2 separate regions of the Mus musculus genome follow, and region 2 is linked to region 1. The links are chromatin loops, found by intact Hi-C in ENCODE. Cell type or tissue: left cerebral cortex. All regions are shown on one strand.

Region 1 (8,000 bases):
GTCCCCACTCTTTACTTAACCTGACCTCTAAATTCCCTGGGGCCTCCAGTCTCTTGAGAGTTAGGTGTATCTGATGAACACAGACCTGGAAGTCCTCTACTGTATGTGATGAGGGCCTCATATCAACTGGTATATGCTGTCTGTTTGGTGGTCCAGTTTGAGAGATCACAAAGGTTCAGAATAGTTGAGGCTGCTGGCCCTCTTACAGGATCACCCTTCTCCTCAGCTTCTTTCAGTTGGATATTTTTATGTATTTACATTTCAAAGATTATTCCCCTTTCCCAGTTTCCCTCTTGACCTCCCCTTCCCTCCCTCTCCCTCTGCTTCTATGAGGGGGCTCCTTTTCCCATCTGCCCACTCCCACCTCATTGCCCTGACATTACCCTACATTGGGGCATTGAGCCTTCACAGGACCAAGGTCCTCTTCTCCCATTGATGCCAGACAAGGCAATCTTCTGCTACATATGTGGCTGCAGCCATGAGTCCCTCCATGTGTACTCTAAGGTTGATGGTTTAGTCCCTGTGAGCTCTGGGGGGGAGGGGGTTGTCTGGTTGGTTGATTTTTTTTTTTACAGAAAGAATTATGTTATCTTTATTCATAAAACCTCAAACTGGATCCTATCCATGTACCTGTCACTAAAGCTACAAATAGAAGTTTCTGATATACACATACTATAAAGCAATGATCATGAAAGCTACAGAACATACAACAACAAATGATGCATTAAAAAAAGCTGGATCAAAAGCTGGATCTCAAAGATATTACATTAGAGAAGAAGAATGGCCAATATACTGGACTACATACATTCAAAGGTGGCTCGGAATAAGTTCAATGATTAAAGAAGAATGATGGGGTTGAGAAACTAGTGCATTTATATGCTGTCATTTACTGGGCAATGAGCCTTACATCATCCTCTACAGAGAGGCCCTACCTGCTAATGACACCACAATGCAGATTAGGCCTCAATTTAAGATTTTGATGGAGACATCAAACTCATACCATACGTATTCAGAAGACAGCCATCATAAGATCTCATGGAGGATGCTTCATGCAGAAAACTAAAGCATGCCACATATTTGATCACCATTTTGGAGAGTCCCTTATATAAATATCACTCCATAGGGAGGTTTTTTATTAAGAATACATTCCATGCAAAAGGTTTGTCTAAGTTGTGGGTGGGCATGCTCTTGATTTGACAAATTATTCCAATAGCACCTGTTTAGAGAAAGGTCACATGTTAATCTCCCTGCAAGATGGAAACTGCATAGTGGCAGAAATTTTCTTTAATGTGCTATTAGAAACTCATGTTTCTAAAACTGCCTAGTGCTGTAATAGATGCTTAAAATAGCCTGTTGGAAAAATATGTAAATTTTCCTTTCTACCTACACACAGGTGAGTAAAGGAAACAGGTAGTGTATACTCAGTTTCTGTTAATGCTCTAATCATAATGCATTTAGAGCCTCAGGAAATACATTTATTGTGGTCTCATTTTCTTGCATTTCCGAGGCCTTACAGTTATGAACTTAACAAAGTTGTGTTCCTTCTATAATACTCAAGGATGATTCATTTTCTTACTGTTTTGCAGATAAGCAAGTAACTTATTCTACTTTCACAATACTCTTAACTCATGTCTGCAACATCTCTGTATACATATTCACAAGTTTAGGAAACTCTGATATGGACATGTACAGAGGGGGTCAAGTTTTTAACCTACCATACCTGGTGAATTCATCAGACACAGGTGGTACAAATAATAATGGCAAACACAAATCAGAAGGTTGTAAGTGTAGGGCTCATGAGATACAACTTTGGTATCTCTCTTCAAGAAACAATCTGTCAAATGCACACATCTGCGGCCTTCGCAGCTTTAGTTCAATAAGCTCTTTGGGAGAACAGCTAGCCAATGCTTTAACACAGAAAGACTTCCCAAGCCGTTCCACTTCTATCCACCATATCCACCACTATCAGGATGTATTTGTCAGATCAGCATCACACTCTATCCTGTCCTGCTTCCTTTCCCCTCCCCTTCACACACTTTTCACCTTATACCTCTAGCTCAGTGTGTTCTTGCTCAACCAGTCCAATGTTATAATAGCAACAGTCCCCATTTGAAATTGGTCTTGGTGAGATTTAGAAATAGAAGGTCAAGTTTACGAATCATGAAGCAATCTGGAAGAATTTTATGGAGAGGGTTATTAGACCTCTATTCGTAGACTGTGGGAGGGACTTTCAGTGAGAGAGACCCAAAAAAGCATTAAGTACTTTTGGAGAACCACTTATTTCTAGAAAGCCCCATTGATGAAAGTCACTAGCATAGCAAGTGCCAATGCCACGACCTCCTGAAAAAGAGCAGTGACTTATCCTTAGGTCTTAACCTGTCAGCTTTACTGGCTGTATTTACCATGTGTGAGTCATGTGTGTGTGTGTGTGTGTGTGTGTGTGTGTGTGTGTGCATGTTAATAGTACTCAGGTTCATGTCTGTGGGCAGAACCATCTACATGGCCATATGGGGAGGCGAAAGTTTGACATTGGTTGTCTTGATTGTTCTTGATTTTCTCATTGAAGTATACTTTCTCATTGAGCCTGGAACTTTCTGATTCAGCTAGTCTGGCTAACCAAACATCCCTGGGGGAACTCTGCTGCCTACACATTCGAACACAGGTCAACCAGGCCTGCCTGGTGTCTGTATGGCTGTCAAGCATCTAAATTCTGTTCTGGTGCCTGCTCAGCAAATGATTTTTGCACCAAGCATTACTCTTTGTATTTACAACAAAACTTCATTGTATTTGTTAATTCAAAAGGAAGAACAATTTGAACATTTTAGGCAAAAGTAAAGCAGTCTTTCTTGGTTCCTTAGGTGGCAAAGATAATGTTAAATCCTTTGAACTTTCTTATTTTTTCTGAGAGTAAACCTCACTCTTAACAGATTAACAAGGCATGAATAAATTAGGATCTTATTCATTTATTTGTCTATACTTTACTTAACTGAGAATATAGTTAATCTAACCAATAAGCTATCTATTCAATTGTGAAAAAAATATTTTAGTTAAAAAACTAATTTTAAAATATTCTCTCTAAGTTCAAATTTTGGCTTTACAGTAACATTTTAATTGTGGTAAGAACTGACAGTTTTTCTGTTTTGATTTTGGACTCTCATACCTGAGGATTATTACCCAATATTTCATTAGAAATTGGCATGTTTCTTGCATATATCTGATTGTTTGGATACATATGTGCAGATAGTGTGCTGTTGCTATTTTCCTTTTAATTATTTCATGGTAATATTACATTTTAATATTTTATCACAAATCCTGAGCAAACCCTAACATCTCTAAAGTATATAATTCTTTTCCCATCCCCCTATTTTTCTATCTAGTAGGGAAGAAAAAGAACACAATGTTGAAAAAGGAAGTCCAGGGAGTTGCAGGTTTTATTTTAACCTTAAGAACAAGCTTGAAATTTGCTCTGCAAATGGATAAACTGAATCCCAAAATAGTAACACACTTGTGCTGACAGATGGAGGTGTGGAGAGAGAAGACTATGCCTAGCAACTGCTGCCCAAGGCGATCCCATCTGTCACCAGGACCCTGCAATGCCTGTGCACTCAAAATTACCTGGTCCACTAACGGGCAGTGGTTCATGCTTCCATCATTTATTTCACTGAGAGTTGGACTAAACCTCTCACAAGGATTTGGAATGGCAAATATAACCAGAGTCTGCATTCAAGATGCTAAAATATTATCATTTTAAAGACACCACCTTTAATTTTTTCCCCTAAATATCATACTTAGGACATAGAAGGACAATGATGATGGGAATGGTAAAAGGAGAAAAATAAAAAGAGAAAAAAGAAAATAGCTTCTCCTCAAACATTTTCTTTAAAAAAAAAGAAGCTTATTTCCCTCCCCCTCCCAATGCAATGACAATAAATTAAGCTAGTTAAACAATAGAAAAGTCTAATTCATTGCTCCTATTTAGGCAAAACCCAGCATCTGATCCCAGTATCTTCAGCCAGACTGCCTGGGTTTGAACCTAACTCTCTTGCCACTAACACTGGCAACTCTGGTATGTTTCTGGCCTGTTTAAGCCTCAGTTTCTCGGAGTTAAATACGAATTAATAATTATGGCTATGTCAGTGTTTTGATGGGTGTTAAATCACTTAATACGTATGAGACTCTTAAAGCAGTTCCTGTTAGAAGATAGTCACTCATCAACATCCAGTTAGACTCTGAGCCAGAGGAGAGGATACCAGCCTGAACTCGCTGAGGCCTCTCAACTGGACTGAAGCATAGTAAGAAAGCAAGATGGATTTCTCGACACTTTAGAATTCAGGTAGGTTCCTCATTACCAAAGAAGATCTTCTATACCCAAAGTTACCTCTGTGACCACAGTGCACAGCTTTCCCACAGGGCACAAGAACTTATACTTTTAATAGAAACAGTTTTTTATATTATGGCATCAAAAGTTTAAAGCCATTTCTCCTGTCCTGAATTTTATTATAAGATCTGAATGTCAATTTCTGGGTGTGTAAGCAAAACCATCCTTCATAGGGCCCTATCTTTGTTCAACTGATAAGTGTTTTGCGTGCACGCACACACACACAAGTATCCACATTTCATAAAAAGTAAGTAAAATTTTAATCTATATGATTTGAAGACCAAATAATATATATTTAGTGTCAATGAATAGAAGAGAAATAAGTTGGTTTATATATTTCATACCTAGGACACTTTAAATTCAATGAGTAGGTGGTAGAAAAAAATACCCCACTGCTTGCATAGATATCTGTTCATGTACATGTAATTCAGTAGATCAGCAACTTGGTGAGCTGGCCTCTGGTCAGGGCACCTACTGTTCCCATACTTTTCATAGCAAGTCACAAATTGTTCACACTGATCCTAATTCCAACTGTAATAAACCTGGAGCCATTCAAAATGTTGATCTTATTTAACAGTTTGTACAGTCAGTGCTGTGTGCCCAAACAGTCACAACACATTGACAGGGAATTGATCAGACAGAGTCATTCAAAGGAGGGTAGAGAGTGATAAAATAACTTTTCCCCCATAATTTTTTCTTTTCTCATCAAAGCTCTTGGACTCCTACATGCCATTCAAATAGGAATCTGTTTTCCCAATCTTCATTCAGACCTAGATGTCAAGATGGAGTGAGCATCTGTGAGAAATAGTTGTTGCCTCTTAGAACAAAACCATTGAGAAAATGAAGTCAGTGATTCCTTTATTATCTTTTTCACATCTCTGGGCCCTCAATTCCCTTGAAGTGTATTACATTGATAGAAATCACTTGCATTGTATTTCTCAAGAAGAAAACAAAGCATAATTCCCAAAATGCATGAAACTTAAGAAGAAGGAAGGCCAAAGTGTGGATACTTCCATTCTTCTTAGAATTGGGTACAAAATACCCATGGAAGGAGTTAACAGACACAAAGTGTGAAGCAGAGACTGAAGGAATGACCATCCAGAGACTGCTGCATCTGGGGATCCATCCCATATACAACCACCAAACCCAGACACTATTGTGGATGCCAACAAGAGCTTGGTGACAGGAGCCTGATATAACTGTCTCCTGAGAAGCTCTGCCAGTTCCTGACTAATACTCACAAGGAGAAGTGAATGCTCACAGACATCCATTGGATGGAGCACAGTGTCCCCAATGAAAGAGCTAGAGAAAGTACTCAAGGAGCTGAAAGGGTTTGCAGCCCCACAGGAGGAACAACAATATGAACCAACAAGTAACCCCAGAGCTCCCAAGAACTAAACCACCAACCAAAGAAAATACAAGGTGTGACAGACTCATGGCTCAAGGATGGCCTAGTCGGTCATCAATGGGAGGAGAGGCCCTTGGTCCTGTGAAGGTTCTATGCCCCAGTATAGGGGAATGCCAGGGCCAGGATGCTGGAGTGTGTGGGTTGGTGAGCAGGGGTAGGCAAGAGGAGATGGGGATTTTCAGAGGGGAAACGGAGAAAGGTAATAGCATTTAAAGTGTAAATGAGGAAAATATTTAATAAAAAGTACTAAATATAAATACATAAAAAGAAAAATTTAGTCGTGTGTTTCAGTTTCTCGATATGTTGAGATATCTATATCTATACACACACACACATCTGCAGCAGGCAGAAAGTTTCTAGATATGTGAAATTCTAGCTTGAAATATAGGAAGAAGACACACAAACCTCCATTGTCTGTGTACAGCAATGGCAGTAGGTTAAGGAACCACTTTGCTGTAAATGTGTTGGTTTTATAATTCACCCATGGCTGAGTGGCAAGGGAAAAAACTCCAGCTGCATATGTATCAAAAGATGACCTAGTCGGCCATCACTGGAAAAAGATGCCCATTGGACAGGCAAACTTTATATGCCCCAGTACAGGGGAACGCCAGGGTCAAAAAATGGGAATGGGTGGGTAGGGGACAGGGGGGGGACTTTTGGGATAGCATTGGAAATGTAATTGAGGAAAATACATAATAATAATAATAATAATAATAATAATAATAATAATAATAATAACCTAACCAATAGAGTGGTAAAGCTCTCTCTGGGTAACCATGACATGCTGCCTTCTGTTTTAGCTACTTTGCTGCTGCTGTGATAAAACACCTTGACCAAGTAAATATGTAGAGGAAAGAGTTTATTGTTGGCTATGGTGGCAGGCTTGTAGGAGTCTATCACAGCAGGAAAGTATTGCACCAAGAAGTAGGCATGGTGGCAGGAGCGGGAATCAACAGATCTCATCTTTAGAAGAAACATGAATCCACAGGTTTAGGGTAAGTCTATGAACTCTCAAAGCCCAACCCCAGTGATGTACTTCCTCCAACAAGGCTGCATCTCCTATTCCTGCCAAGACAGCATCACTATGGGCGAACAAATGTTCAAAAGACTGAGCCTATGGAGACTATTCCTCAAGTAAACCACCACCCCCTCTGACATCTCCCTTCCCAGGTTTTCTCCAAACCCTAAATTGTACTGATCCCCATACCCAGTACTTGGGCTCTAAGGAAATCGCCAGAACACATCAAGGTATGAATTTAGCAGTGAGAATGAAAGCTTTCCCTATCTCATAAAACCTACTCTGTGAAGATTAAGATAGTCACTAGTTCCTCTAATATCATCCTCAGTTGGCAAAATGACTTTAAAAGATAATTGACAGTATTGCACCTTGGAGAAATATTTCAACAATAACTTGGCTACAGGAAGAAGCTACTTCCCTTCATGCATCAAGTGAGTACTGATTCTCATATGTCCTGCGGAGAGCTCTTGTTTCCTGGTTGATTTTAATTTCCCCAAACCAGCTACTCTCTGTCATTTGATTGCCATTAAGAACAAAGGTACAGAAGCTTTGCAATTTTATGAGGTACCATTTGTCAATTCTCTATCTTACATCACAAGCCATTGCTGTGCTATTCAGGAATTTTACCCCTGTACCTATATCTTCGAGACTTTTCCCCACTTTCTCCACTATAAGTTTCAGTGTCTCTAGTTTTATGTGGAGTTCCTTAATCCACTTAGATTTGACCTTAGTACAAGGAGATTGGAATGGATCAATTTGCATTCTTCTACATAATAACCACCAGTTGTGCCAGCACCATTTGTTGAAAATGCTGTCTTTTTTCCACTGGGTGGTTTTTGCTTCCTTGTCAAAGATCAAGTGACCATAGGTGTGTGGGTTCATTTCTGGGTCTTCAATTCTATTCTACTGGTCTACTTGCCTGTTGCTATACCAGTACCATGCAGTTTTTAAATCACAATTGCTCTGTAGTACAGCTTAGGTCAGGCATGGTGATTCCACCAGAGGTTCTTTTATCCTTGAGAAGAGTTTTTGCTATTCTAGGTTGTTTGTTATTCCAGATGAATTTGCAGATTGCTATTTCTAATTCGTTGAAGAATTGAGTTGGAATTTTGATGGGGATTGCATTGAATCTGTAGATTGCTTTTGGCAAGATAGCCATTTTTACTATATTGATCCTGCCAATCCATGAGCATGGG
Region 2 (8,000 bases), 96 kb after region 1:
TAAAAAAATAGAAAACAAATAAATTTTTAAAACTAATTCCTACTTGACTGAGTATTTATGTCTGGGTCTCTAGCCTGCAGTTTTCTATTTATCTTCTCTGATTTGGATTTCTAGATACACTAGTGCCCTAAAATGAATTCGGATCACTCTTCATGTGATTTCATCAAGTCACTTTTAATTTATCTTTAAATATTTGAATGAACTCTTTTTTATTATTTAATTTTATTTTTTTACTTATTCACTTTACATCTCACTCACTGCCCCACCCCAGGTCACTGGTTGCCCCCTCCCACAATCCTTCTCCCCATCCCCTTTTCTCTTCTCCTCTGAGAAGGTGGAGCTCCCCCTAGATATCCCTTCACCCTAGCACTTCAAGTCTCTGTGAGGCTAGGTGCTTCACTGGGCCAGACAGGGCAGCCCAGCTAGAAGAACACACCCCATGTACAGGCAATAGCTTTTGGGATAGCCCCCATTCCAGTTGTTCGGGACCCACATGAAAACCAAGCTGCACATCTGCTATGTATGTGCAGGGAGACCTAAGTCCAGCCCATGTGTGCTCTTTGGTTGGTGTGAACGAATTCATTAATGAAACTATCTGGGCCTGAAGATTTCATTTTTAAGAGGACTTTCTCTAATTAAAAATCCAATTTCCTTGGTAGATTTGGAGCTTCTGGTATCAAAAGTGTCTATGCTATACCAGTTCAGTTTACATAATATGTCCATTTCCTACAACCACTTTAACAAACTATCACACCGAGGACAATTTAAGAGCAACAGAAATATAACATTCTGCACTTCTGAAGACTGGAAGTCCAGAACAAAGATGTCAACAGGTCCTTGCTCCCTGTGACACCTCTGGCGACACAGAGAAGACACCTTCCAGCTGATTGTCCAACTCTTCATTTGGGTGGCTATGTGACTTCACCTCCACCTTCTTTGTTACAGGATATTTATTCTCTGGTGTCTCCTAAGATCACTGCCATTCTATGCCTATGCATAAATTCCCCTGTCTGTGCAGACATCAGTCATATTGCATTCAGTATTATTTGAATACTTCAACTTACCTGGAAGGTCTGAGACATATATCTATTTCACAGCTGATTGGTAATCCATGCCTTCTGAATGTTCTGTCAGTCTAATAAAAGCTTATCAAATTTATTGAACCTTGCGAAAAATGCAACTCTTTATTTCACTCATCATCATCATCACCACCACTACCACCATCATTAAACTTCTTTGATTTCTTTTTTTAATTTATTTTTTAATTAGGTATTTTCTTCATTTACATTTCAAATGCTATCCCAAAAGTCCCCCAGACTCTGCCCCCACCCACTCCTTTAACCACCCACTCCCACTTCTTGGCCCTGGTGTTCCCCTGTACTGAGGCATATAAAGTTTGCAAGACCAAGGGGCCTCTCTTCCCAATGATGGCCAACTAGGCCATCTTCTGATACATATGCAGCTAGAGACACGAGCTCCGGGGGGTACTGGTTAGTTCATATTGTTGTTCTACCTATAGGGTTGAAGACCCCTTTAGCTCCTTGGGTACTTTCTCTAGTTCCTCCATTGGGGGCCCTGTGTTCCATCCAATAGCTGACTGTGAGCATCCACTTCTGTGTTTGCCAGGCCCCGGCATAGCCTCACAAGAGACAGCTATATCAGGGTCCTTTCAGCAAAATCTTGCTGGTGTAGCAAATGGATGGACCTGGACGACATCATCCTGAGTGAGGTAACCCAATCACAAAAGAACTCACATGATATGTACTCACTGATAAGTGGATATTAGCCCAGAAACTTAGAATACCCAAGATTCAAGATACAAATTGCAAAACACATGAAACTCAAGAAGAACGAAGACCAAAGTGTGGACACTTTGCCCCTTCTTAGAATTGGGAACAAAACACCCATGGAAGGAGTTATAGAGACAAAGTTTGGCGCTGAGACGAAAGGATGGACCATCTAGAGGCTGCCATACCCAGGGATCCATCCCATAATCAACTTCATTGCTTTCTGATCTTGGTTAATTGTATGCGGCTTTGTGCATACGTGCACATGCTCAGGAGTACAAGTGAGTTTGGAGATCAGACAATGACTTAAGGATTTATTTGTCTCTTGCTACCAGTGAGATTCAAAGCATTCTCCAGCATGTTGTTTTTTCCATGGGTCCCCAGTATCAATGTCAGTTTGGCACTATTGCTATTGCAAGTCAAATACTTTCTTTCCCGAACTGCTCCTTCCGAGACCCATGGCCTTCTTGGTTTGGCATTATTTTACACTGCTTTTCTCTCTGCATCCTTGAGAAAGAAGGTTACATCACCAATTGGTACTTTTCTTACATATTCATTTGGTGCAAAGTAACTTCCAATCAGGCCTGCTTAATAGTTTCTAGGAGATGAAATACACATTGAACTTAAAGTATTTTTTAAAGTTTTCTTTAGATACCCTCCTCTTTGGTCCCTATATTTTGAAGTGTATAGGGGAGAGTTTGCTTGGTCTTTGCTGGTTTGCTGTTTTGCTTTGAAATGAGATCTTGTTCTGCATCTCATGATGAAGCCCATGCTGGCCTGCCACTCATACAGGGGCCTGAGCAAGCCTAAAAATGTAAGCCTGTAGGATGGCTTGCCAGCCAGTGTTTCTTCTGTTCTTGATTTTGCTTCTTCTTTTTTTTTTCCCCATTATGTGATTTCAATTATTTTAAATTTGCATACTGAGTTTGGCTTTCTGCCCCAGGATATTGTTCCAAATCTGAGGATACTCAGGCAAACCTGACCTGCCTTTTCAAATCATTTTACCAAACATTAGATGTCCTCACAGATGTGGAAATTGCTGATACAAGAGACCAACTCTACTTTTATAATACCTGTTTATAAAAATGTGAAGGATTGTTTTAACATCTCTGTCATGTCAGTTCAGGGTTCCTACTAATTGCTTTGTGTGTTTTTATTAGTTATTAGCCTGATACATAATGTCCTCACAAACCTGATGACTTAGGATAATATGTCTGAAGCCTGAGTCTTACTTAATTGCTTTAGCTAGCTTCTTGCAGGTCAAAGCAGGCAGGACAATGCTGCTCTATTACTGCCAGTACATTAGCTTATTAGGCTCCCAGATTACTTCTGAAGGGATAGTGGTCCACACCTCAGCCTTGCTAGGTAGTTCCTTTCTGGTCTAACTGATAGCTCTGTGGCTATGTCTCCAAAGATGTGCACCAAGGCTGCTACATGACCTCATTACTTCTGAGCTTTAGGCCTCCTCTAAATTGCCACCAAGGTTCTCTAAGGGCTATACAGAGCTCAAAATCTCCCCACCTTCTTTGCTCTCATAACATCTATCTGGGTGGTATTGTGGCTGGTTAGGAGAACCCTCTATTGGTGCCAATTTGTGGAGATGTCAATTGCTTCTTCCTGGAAGGGATGAAAGTCCTGATCCATGCTTAGTCTTTCTTGCACAATTGACCCTACGAGTGACTTGCATCCTTCCAGCTCAGGACACTGGAATATGAACTTCCCCCATAGCCTTTGGTGTTACAGTTTAGAGTGGGATTTTCTCCTCTAACATTCAGCCATCATGAAGCAGGTATCTGTGCATTTTCTGCCTGTCTAGGCTGTTTCTGTCATTTGGCTAGAGACCCCCACTACATTCTTTGCATGGTCAGGCCCCTAGTTGTTCTCCTTGCTTCTGCCAGAATTTTTCTATATACAATTCATAATATGGAGAGTCCTAGTTAGACTTGCAAGAAGCAAAAGGGGAAATTTTATTTATCTCATCTTCCCATTCCTGGAAGTCTCAGGGTATTCATTTTTAGTTTGCTTTTCAATTCAAAAAGAAAGGGCACAAGGTTCCATGCCCTCTTTTTAACAGAGAGTTGCTATCATCAGTGTCTTGATTTCTTTCTTTAAAAAAAAAGTCTGTTTCTGCTCAAAGAGATGCTGAGCAGACAATAGAGCATCAGTAAATCTTGCCTTCGGTTCTGAAAGCTGCCTCAGAAGGATGGCCACTGTCGCGAGTTTTTGAAACTTTTATCTCCTCATAGGGTCAAACAGGTGAGAGATGATGGTGTCCCATTTAAGGAAAATGAGTTACATGGAGACAGGAGAGAGTTAAAACAGGACAGAGGCTTAGAAGAAAGCAAAGGAGCTGGATACATTGACACAAGTGACCACGCCTGCACCTCCTGTTTTGTTGTAGAGGACAAATAGAGGGTCTTCAAGGGGATGTGTGTGCCACCAGTAGGGGCAGCGGGAAGCCAGAACTGCCAGAAGTGAGCCTGTAAATGCAGCCAAGTGGATGAACAACTTCAGGGCTGAGACTTGGTGTTCACCAGAGAAAGCAAGGGGCGGGACTGGACTAAGGGGAGGGGAGTGAGCAGGGAGCAACAGCGAAAGGCACAGAAGGCAGTCAGTCCCCCGAGACCTGGGAGGGAGGCGGGAATTAGGCTGAAGGGTCAAGTCCAGCCAGCAGTTTTCAAGATCTGAGCAGACCACAGGAGGCGCCACCAGGACATCTCTGCAGCGCTTGGTGGCCAGGGAGGAGCGAGCATCAATCTCCGCTGCGGGTCTCAGTCACTGCTGCTCCAGCCTGCACGTCTCTGTCCTCGCGCAGGGCGCTCAGGCTTCTTAGCCTTCGCCTGCGCTGTCAGCTTTTCTCTGCCTGCGGTCAACCATGGATGTCAACTCCCGGCTTTCTGTGCAAAGGTAAGACTCGCTTCTCCATATGCCTAATGTGATGTCTCTCAAACTCCGCTGGGCACTAGAGATCATAGGCAAAGTTGCTTTCCACCCTTTGCTCTCCTTAGAGATTCCCACGGAGAAGTCAAGTTCCTGCACGACTGATCCTTGGGATCGGCCCTTGAGAGGTGGGGGTGAGGGGTGGGGGCTTCAATTCTGTTAGCTACCCCACTGGGCGCCCGGCTGGGTGGGGCCTGTGTGCTGGAGCCAGGTGCCTGCCTCTAAGGCTGGGGGAGGGGGGGCTGGGGGCGGGTAGTGGTGGTGAGGTCTCCTCTGCCAGGCGAGGTATCTGGGGAATCGGGCTTTTAGTGTTATATTACCTGGAGCAGTTTTGCGCCTTGACTTGGAATGCGTTCCAAGGTGGAGAACAGAGACCTGAGGGATCAAGACCAAAGCTGATTTACCTCCAGTTCTGTTGACCTTAACCTGGGTTAGTGTTTGGGGCTTTGGAGTGAGCTACAAGGTCTTGTAGGCTTGGGGAGGGGGAGATCTCTTAGATCTCTCACTGGCACTAACCTGAGCCCACCTGTAATCCTGGGCAGAGGAGACCTCTTTGGTCCTTTAGCATCTCTGAAGCGCTAGTTCCACCTAGTGTCTGAGTCCCTTCCCCAGACCGGTAAGTCCAGCCACCTGAAAGACGTGGTTACAATGTTTTGTTGTTTGGTCTTGTGTTTCCTCTCTCTTTCCTCCTGTTCTGCTCTACTCCGGACCCAGCTGGAGAATTCAGTACTCTATGACTTTTGTTCTTCTCCCTAAAAAATATCCGGGTTGAACCGAGTCTATCTCTCAGGTGCCCAACTGAGCAGGTAGCTTTGAGCCCTTTGTGCTCTCTGCCCAGCAGGAAACTGAGCATTCGCAGTTCACACCTAGAGCTCCTAGTACTGTTGAATGCTGCAGCCTGGGCTGCCATGCTGAGATCCCACAGGCCCACCTTTCAACTCCACCGAGGCTCAGGGCTAATCTTTTAGGCTCTTACTTCTTATCTCCCCACCCCAACTCACCCCACCCCAACCAACCCCAAAAAACTAAGGTAGTTTTCAGCTGACACTGTCAAGCACTGAAATAAACAAGTTGAGCTAGAATTCTTGGGTTGCATAGGAACATAGGAAGACCCAATACTCACAGGCTAAGGCTCACAGACAGTAGCCAAGATAGAGGGAGAGCTGGGATAAGGCTGGGGGTACAGCAGGTTACATATTGCCTTTCAAAGGATCAGAGCCTTCCATCTATATCTGCAAGTGTTCGTGTTGTGTGATAGAACTAGTCTCCCCAGCGTCCCATCCATCACCCACCTCTGTAAATCTAGCAAAGGACTTTGAGGTTTCTATACAATGCCTGGAGCCTAAGTGAGGCTCTAGCTCTCTGGCTCAAATGGGAACAGATGAACACTGAGTCTCTCTATTTCAGCCTCATGTCTGGAAAAGCAAGTATAGAGCTATGGGAGGGAAGATTTTAAAAGCCTTAAAATTAACCATTGTTGTCGATGTAGGTAAAAGTTCAACAACGTTTTAAAAGTTGAGCTAGAGGTTTGCTGTTTACTGTCTGGAGAAATGCTTCTTTGAATTGAAGTGTTCAGGGCTAAGGATACAGCTCATTTATAAAGCTCCATCCAGCCTTGCATACATGAGGCCCTAAGTCCCATCTTCAGTTTCTACCCCCATTCCTACAAACTGAAATGGTGAACTAAGTAGTCCCCCAATTCCAAAAAATAAAAATTAAAAATTAAAAAAATCTTTTTAAAAGGTGTTTTTCATAACGAATTGTTTACTTTAAAGCTATCTTTTCAGATCGTCAGGAGTGTGGCTCAATCCTGACTCAATTTCCATCTAATCCTGGAACATTTCCTAAAGGATTAGAAATAAAGCATTCCGATAACTTACTGAGATCTTTTATGGGGTGGCGACAGAGGTGGCTTTATAAAGAGCAAGCAAACTAATTGAAGGCCCACATCTGAATCTTGATAGCATATCTCCAGAAATAAACCTTCTGACTATTACCACTTACTTACCAAGAAACATCGCCTCTCCCCTAAGTCAGAATAATAGTCTCATCTCTTGGAGCATCTTTGTTCATTTCTTTGCTTTAGTGCAGGTAAGAATCCCAATTTCTCTCTCATCAGATCTCATGAGAGGCCATGGGAATTAACTTTCCACATATATGTGAAAGCAGAATTAGAATTTGAACTGATACCTGTATGCCTTGTATTAATCACTAGACTTATTTAGGCAAGCTTGAGTTTTGAAGAACTGGCAGTTGGATATTCTACACAAGTGTTTTTGAGAAAGTGGCAAAATGATCAAGTAATAACAAATCATTATAGATCAAGCATATATTGTGCAGATCAGAAACACTCTCAGTATTTAATAAAGTTAAGTCAGTGATTAAAATAACAGCATTTCGTTTAAGTAAGATAAAATAATTTAGACATCTATTCAGTAATGAGCAGAAAAAACAACAAGATTTCGGGGAAATGGTTTAATTATAGGATATTTTGTGCTGTTAGAATTTTTTTACTTGCTTGGTGATTTCAGGTAAAACAGAATATAACTGGGACACTAATCCAGCAATACTCTGTGGTGTATCATCTCAGACCAGAATTTGATTAATAATTTGGTAACTTTAAAACATGGCTTTTTAACAATGAAAATGTTGACAGTTCTACGAGATATTATAATCTATTAACCTTGTATTTGCAAAAGTTTCACCTTATTTTCACTGTGATGATTTTAATTTTCAAATATATAAGTTGTATGAAGCAGATTAAAGACTTTTTTTTTCTTTTCCATTTTTTATTAGGTATTTAGCTCATTTACATTTCCAATGCTATAGCAAAAGTCCCCCATACCCACCCACCCCCACTCCCCTTCCCACCCACTCCCCCTTTTTGGCCCTGGCGTTCCCCTGTACTGGGGCAAAGACTTTTAAAAACCTCTGCAAAGAGAAGCCCGAAAATGTCTCCAGGAAGAAAATCAGGCACTAGAGAAATCAATATCCTTTGCAGCAGATGTATTATAAACCCAGAATTTCATGCTCTTTTCTGGCTAGTAGTCTGGTAGAAATAAAATGTTTAAAAGAAAATGAAGGCTTTTGCTTCGGTTTGGCTACTTTTACAGCTAAAAGTTTTGGAAACACTTATTCACTTATTTGTTTTATGAAGTTTATTTCCCTAAATCACATAATTAGGTGTTTGGAAAAAAAAAAGAATCGAGGTTCTCTCTTAAGTGATTCTTGTAGCTGTTATTCCTGCACCACAGCTACCCTTTACAGACGAAA

Evidence for each region. Hi-C counts contacts between places; a loop is a spot of excess contacts. Peaks named below come from ENCODE experiments on the same cell type or tissue, not always from the same donor. Only the 100,000 strongest peaks of a DNase experiment are listed, where the experiment ranks them.
Region 2: a loop joins it to region 1, with 2.5 times the contacts of the local background. A loop is called at or near these places in 2 of 42 quality-filtered maps.

Annotation. Positions count from the first base shown.
Region 1 is chr1:83,501,127-83,509,126 of GRCm38, reverse strand. No RefSeq gene overlaps it. Among named protein-coding and RNA genes, the nearest start is that of Sphkap, 97 kb to the right of the region's middle. In left cerebral cortex, no CTCF peak of the experiment used is centred here; a DNase peak (open chromatin) is centred at 3,528.
Region 2 is chr1:83,404,674-83,412,673 of GRCm38, reverse strand. It overlaps Sphkap (SPHK1 interactor, AKAP domain containing), which reads left to right and starts at 4,474. Exons shown (of 12, transcript NM_001356547.1): 1 at 4,474-4,694. The coding sequence starts at 4,667. In left cerebral cortex, CTCF peaks have their summits at 4,249, 4,485 and 5,340 (motif pointing left); DNase peaks (open chromatin) are centred at 4,509, 5,377, 5,536 and 6,023; H3K4me3 peaks cover 3,318 bases; H3K27ac peaks cover 3,052 bases.